Linked DNA regions of Mus musculus: region 2 is linked to region 1. The links are chromatin loops, found by intact Hi-C in ENCODE. Cell type or tissue: left cerebral cortex. All regions are shown on one strand. Each heading gives the region's core, and the rest is flanking DNA. Links, peaks and the distances in the headings are about the cores only. Region 1 has its middle 18 kb from the start of Gm33662. Region 2 has its middle 2.3 kb from the start of Sost.

Evidence for each region. Peaks named below come from ENCODE experiments on the same cell type or tissue, not always from the same donor. Only the 100,000 strongest peaks of a DNase experiment are listed, where the experiment ranks them.
Region 2: it touches region 1 in a loop (10-fold over the local background); 42 of 42 quality-filtered maps call a loop at or near these places.

What each region holds. Positions count from the first base shown.
Region 1 is chr11:101,918,406-101,921,316 of GRCm38, forward strand. No RefSeq gene overlaps it. Among named protein-coding and RNA genes, the nearest start is that of Gm33662, 18 kb to the right of the region's middle. In left cerebral cortex, for the core only: a CTCF peak has its summit at 1,408 (motif pointing right); a DNase peak (open chromatin) is centred at 1,422.
Region 2 is chr11:101,967,820-101,970,730 of GRCm38, forward strand. No RefSeq gene overlaps it. Among named protein-coding and RNA genes, the nearest start is that of Sost, 2.3 kb to the left of the region's middle. In left cerebral cortex, for the core only: a CTCF peak has its summit at 1,207 (motif pointing left); a DNase peak (open chromatin) is centred at 1,200.

The DNA of each region.
Region 1 (2,911 bases), core at 180-2,679:
TGATTCCAAGCGAAGGTGGGCTCTGACACCAGACTCAGGCAGGCATTTGGATTCGAGGTGTAGCTTTCTGTCTTAGTTAGGGTTTCATTGCTGTGAAGAGACACCATGACCAAGATAACTCTTATAAAGGAACACATTTAACTGGGGCTGGCTTACAGTTTCAGAGGTTCAGTCCATTATCCCCATGACAGGAAGCATGGCAGCGGGCAGGCAGACGTGGTACTAGAGGAGCCATGAGTTCTACCTCTTGATCCAAAGGCAGCAGAAATGGGGGACTGAGTTCCACACTGGTTGGAGCTTGAGCATAGGAGAGAGAACTCAGAGCCTGTCCCTACAGTGACACATGTCATCTAACAAGGCCACACTTACCCCAACAAGACCATACCTCCTAGTAGCACCACTCCCTGTGAGCTGGGAGGTGGTCACTGGCAGACACAGATGTCCCTGTCTGATTACTTGGGACTGGAGCCCAAGCCTCACTCAGACTCATTCGTTCACAGAGCTCATAGATGTTTCTGGAAGACTGGGAAGAGTGGATAAGGTCAAGAATGGGGAAGGCACTGGACAACTCAGATACTGTGTTGTGGTTGCTACTCAGAAGTTGTGGAGCAAAAGTGAGAGAGGCCAGGAGGTGGCCATGGCATGACAACCAGACCTACCAGATACCAGTGTGGTGAACCAGGAGAAAGGATGACTCAGGGAGAAATGACAGGATTAGGAGAATGAATGGAAGCAGTGTGTGAATCCCACTTTGCAGAGCTGGGAACTAAAGTCCAAAGAATTTGTGTGACCTAGGTGGCGCTGAGATGTATCCCTTGTCTACTTGGATCTCAGCCCACTTTCCTGCCACACTGCCCCCTCTTCCAAATGGGCTTTGGTCTCTCACTGGGTTGGACACCTAAAAATGGAGTCCTTGGCGCTCCTCAATGCAGGACTCTCCTCCTCAGCACTGCCATTTTAGACCAAATAATTCTCACCATGTGCATATGCATCTTGGTGGGCACCACATCTCTCTTTCCACGAGAGTCCTGGGTATCGAATGCAGGTCAGCAGTAAGAACCATGTTGTTGGTACCCAGATTTCTTTCATAAATAATTCCTGAAGAATGTGTTCTGTCATCTGTCTGGAAAGGCCTAGTAGTTTAGATGGGTGGTACTAGGGAGCGCTGAGCAAAATTCCAGTACCCTTCTGTTCTATCCGTGGGGTTCTCTGGCTGTGGCTTGGGTCTAAAAACACAGACCTCCAATGTCTTTGAGGTCCTGATTCTCTGTACTGGGGGTCAGGCCTGGTACCTGCACGTGCTAATGCCTGACACACAATATAGACAGTATCCAAGTTATATCCAAGTTATAGTCAAGATTTCTCCATCCTCCCTAAGAATTAATTCCACCATGCAGTTCCACATGTGTCCGCCAGGTGGCGATGGTCAACCATAGTTCTCACAAAGCAACCCTAAAGAGGGCTATGTGCCTTCTGTGGTAGTGGAATGTTCTAGAGAGCCAGTATTTTGCATCCTGGCTCCGTGTCGTGCATAGACTTCACACCAATGTGATTATCCCTCACTCTTTGTTGCTCTCTGTCGCCAAGCCTTTCAGCAGCCCAAAGCTGGGAGCTACCAACTAAATCAGTACTAAAGTACTGGTTACTACTGTGTCTGGAATCACTGAATTATCAGCACTGAAAGGGACTTTAGAAGGTTGGGCATTGTAAGTCTTAAACTAAAAACAAATAAACAAACAAAACAAAACAAAAAAAATGGTATGATCTTGGACAAGCTCTCTAACCTCTCTGCCTCAATGTCTTTGTCTAAAGTGGGATAAAAATGTCTTGCTTATGCAGTTGTTAAAGAGAACGTGCCTATAACAGATGTTTGCTACAAACTTGTGTCACTATTTAGTTTTACACAAGGGCAAGCAGAGGCTGGGCAAGGGCAAGTGGCTTGCCCAAGTCACACACACAGGGAGAGACTGCTGGATGAGAGCCTCATTTCCTGTTCCCTGACCCTCACCCTTCCACAGTGTGTGTGTGTGTGTGTGTGTGTGTGTGTGTGTGTGTGTGTGCACAAATGTTTGTGTGTGAGAGTGAGCATTTGTGTGGCGTCCAGAAGTCAACTTCAGGTGTTGTTCCTCAGAAGCCGTTAATCTTGGGTTGTTTGTTTGTTTGTTTGTTGTGTGTGTATGTGTATTTGAATGTGTGTGAGAGCATGCATATAAGTGTGAGGTCAGAGGACTTCAGATGTCCATCCTTGTCTCCCGTCTTGTCTCTCTTCTTTACCCTGAGATACCTCCATTCCCCACCCCGCTTCAGGAGTGGCCTCTGAGTCCACACTCGGTAGTCAGGCCAGTACAACACCTCTGTGCACTGAGCCATCCCCTCAGCCTCTGCCTTGATTTTGAGATGGGAGTGTTCACTGGGACCTGATCTCACTAGTTAGGCTCAGCTGACTGGCCAGTGAACCCCAGGAATCTACCATGTCGTCCAGGCAAGCATTTGTTGGCTGAAACTATGTCTCAGCCCTTCTCCTGTTCAATGTTCTAGTCTTGGTTTTGTTCCCGTATAAGGGAAAATCAAAATTCTAGAAGACAAGGACAAATGGCTTTTACTGCAGTGAGCTCTCCCTGAGGGCAGGAAGAGCCTACTGCTGGCCTGGCCTCAGAGGTCCTAATGAGAGCCTTTCACTGGCTCTGGGGGTGAGGGTAAAGGTCTACCCTGAGCCATGGTCTTTGCCTCTAGGCAGCCAGATGGGGTCAGGCTGGAACATCAGAAGAGCAGCTAGTCCAGCGTCAGCCCTCAGGGGGACCAGAGAGAGCCATGAGATGAGATACCACACAGGGAGCAGCTCTGCAGAGGAAGTCAGGGCTCTAACACTTCACTCCAAGCTGGCTGGCCAGGATGGGGCCGACTCAGCACT
Region 2 (2,911 bases), core at 89-2,588, 49 kb after region 1:
AACTCATGGTGACTTATAGGCTGGTGTGCCAAAGGCAGTTCCTTCCCTGGCCAGGCTTCTTGCGGCCAACACAGAATTTCATTTCTTAGCAAAAAATCATTTCCCTCATTATTTCTTAGCTTATTACATTACCCCCCCCCCCGTGTGTCTGTGTGGGTGCATGGGAGACCTGAGGAGGTGTCTTTCTCAGTCATTCTCCCAAGTTATTCCCTGAGACAGGATCTCTGACTGAGACATTTAGGTTAGGCTGGCTAGCTGGCCAGTAAGCCCCCAGAATCCACCTGCCTTTCCCCTCAACTCTGAGGTTAGAAGGTTATTTTTCCACATGGTTGCTGGGGATTCGAACTCATGTCTTCATGCTTGTACAGCAAGCACTCTTACCATATCATCTCCCCAGCCTCTTATGGTATCACAAACAGCTCTGGGTCCTAGATGTAAGATCCAAGGGATGGATATATATATATAAATCAGAAAGCCATCTCAGGTCTATCTAAGCACAAAGAAATCCAATGCTCAGCCTGCAGTAGCAGGAGGGCCATGCCACAGGGAGAAGGAGAGGAGGGAGGGTTCACACCTGAGGTGCAAAAGGAGGAGGGGCTGGCGGAAGCTGCACTGAGACAGAAGGTTGGAGGACTCCCCAGCCCTGGAGGAAGACTGGGAAGGAGGCTGTGGTCCGCCTAGCCCGCTGTGGTATGCTAACTGGGTAATGAATCAGTGTCGTCCACCTGCAGAGCTTCTGCAAGGCTCTGCCACCTGCCTCGACTTGTAAGTGGCCGGTCCATCTGTGGCGATCTGCCTGGGTCCTCCTTTTCATCTTCTGTCACCCACACATCAATGCAGCTGCTCTGACAGCTTTACAAGGCAGACAGAAGTCCCCTCAGGAAGGGGACTCTGATACCTGCTTCCTAAGTCAGTTTCCTTCGGGGCAGACAAAACCAGCTGTGGCCATTGTTGGGGGTGATCTATCTCTCCTACCAGAGCTGTGAAGTTGTTAGAAGCTGGCCCTTTTGTCTGTGACCTCCAGTCTCCTTTTCCCCTGCTCTGGAATGTGGACTGTTAACCCTGTCTGGGCCAGAAAGCTTTCCTATTGCTCCAGACTTGGGAGAGGGCAGCTCCTGGGCCCGGGATTCTGTGAGCACCATAATGGTTCTCACAGCACCACCTGCTGATGGGAGATTATGCTGGCCACCTTAATGATGCGATCTGTCCTTGGAACACTTCCGCCACCTGCTGGACGTAACAGGAAAAATCAAGCGAGCAGAGAGTGGCCAGGCTCTAGATTTTGTTTATTTGTTATTTTATCTGTAATTGAAGTAGTGTCAACAAGAAAAAGGGTATACAGAGAAACTGAGCTTACCAGCCTATCTCTCTGGACCCTCCTCGGCCCATGGGTAGCCCTGCCTTTTCACAGGATGGCTCGTGGTGCCTGCCGTCGTGCCTGCCTTCTGTTTGGGGGCCTGGTTTGCTCGGTTTGGCTTTTTTTTTTTTTTTTTTTTTTAAGATTTATTTATTATATGTAAGTACACTGTAGCTGTCTTCAGACACACCAGAAGAGGGCATCATATCTCGTTACAGATGGTTGTGAGCCACCATGTGGTTGCTGGGATTTGAACTCTGGACCTTCGGAAGAGCAGTCGGGTGCTCTTACCCACTGAGCCATCTCACCAGCCCCTTGGTTTGGCTTTTGTTGTTTTCTTTTTTTCTTTTTCTTCATTTGAGGTTAAGTCAGTAATCGATGCTTTTACTCAACACAAAACCCTTATCATTTCCCAAGGTTAAGCTGCAGTCAAGCCCCAGGGTCTCAGTGGATCCCTATTGACTGCAGTTTAGATATTTCTGTCCCCCACCCCCACCCCCACCCCATGCTCTCAGCGAGGCCGCTCACTATAAACACTCTTGTGTGACATAATGGGTTTGCTGTTTGGTTTGGTTTGGGGACGACGGTCTTGCTGTACAGCCCCAGATACCTTCAAACTCGCCATCCTCTTGCTCCAGCTTTCCAAGTGCCCGTGGCTATAGGTGCACACCACCACACCTGGATAGGTTTTTTGTTTTTTAATTCTTCTTTTTTTTTAATATTTTGAGATAATTGTAATAGACAGTTCTTGAAATAATTCGGAGGGATTTTATGATCTCCCTACCCATTTCCCCTCCACAGCTCACCAAAGATGCCAGTCCAGCACCACAGCCAGGACGTGCAGTGCGCCGACGCCGACACACTCACATCCATCCTTACTTACCTAGGGCTCTCTCATGATGCCTGCGGCACGTGCTCATGCATCCGCTTCTACACGACCTTACCACGAGACTCGCCTGTCCGCCTTTGGCCCCAAGGATCTGCCCTGATGTCTTTTTTCATTATTTCTTTATTAAAGTTTTTGAAACAGGGTCTCATGCACCACAGGCTAGCTGAGGGCTAACCTTGATCACCTCCCGGAGGTGGAGATTAGAGGTAGCTGTCACCACAGCCCGTTCTTTCTGTCGCTTTTTGATGGAGTTGTCCACATGTCTCACTCACCCCAGCTCTCAGCTCACAGCAACCACTCATCTAACCTTGATTTACATCTTTTTCTTTTCAATTTAAAAAAATGTTACGCAAATGCAGCCAATGCAGCCAATACCTGGGGCCTTCTCTTTTCACCCAGCATAATTCCCTGGAGTTGTCCAGTAGTGGGTGCAATGACTGGTATTTATCCTCCTCTAGTGTCCTGCAAAGAATTTTCACTGCCCAAGTTCCCCGTGCTCCCCCTACTCATCCCTCTTCCTCCATCCCAACCCCCAGCACACCCTGAGTTCTTTTCTGTCTCTGTAAGTCTTACGTTAGCCAGAACACCATGAGATGGACTTACACAGTATGCCAGCTTTCCAGAGTCGTACCTCCAAGGGCTAGGTTTTAGGAGGTTTTTAAAGG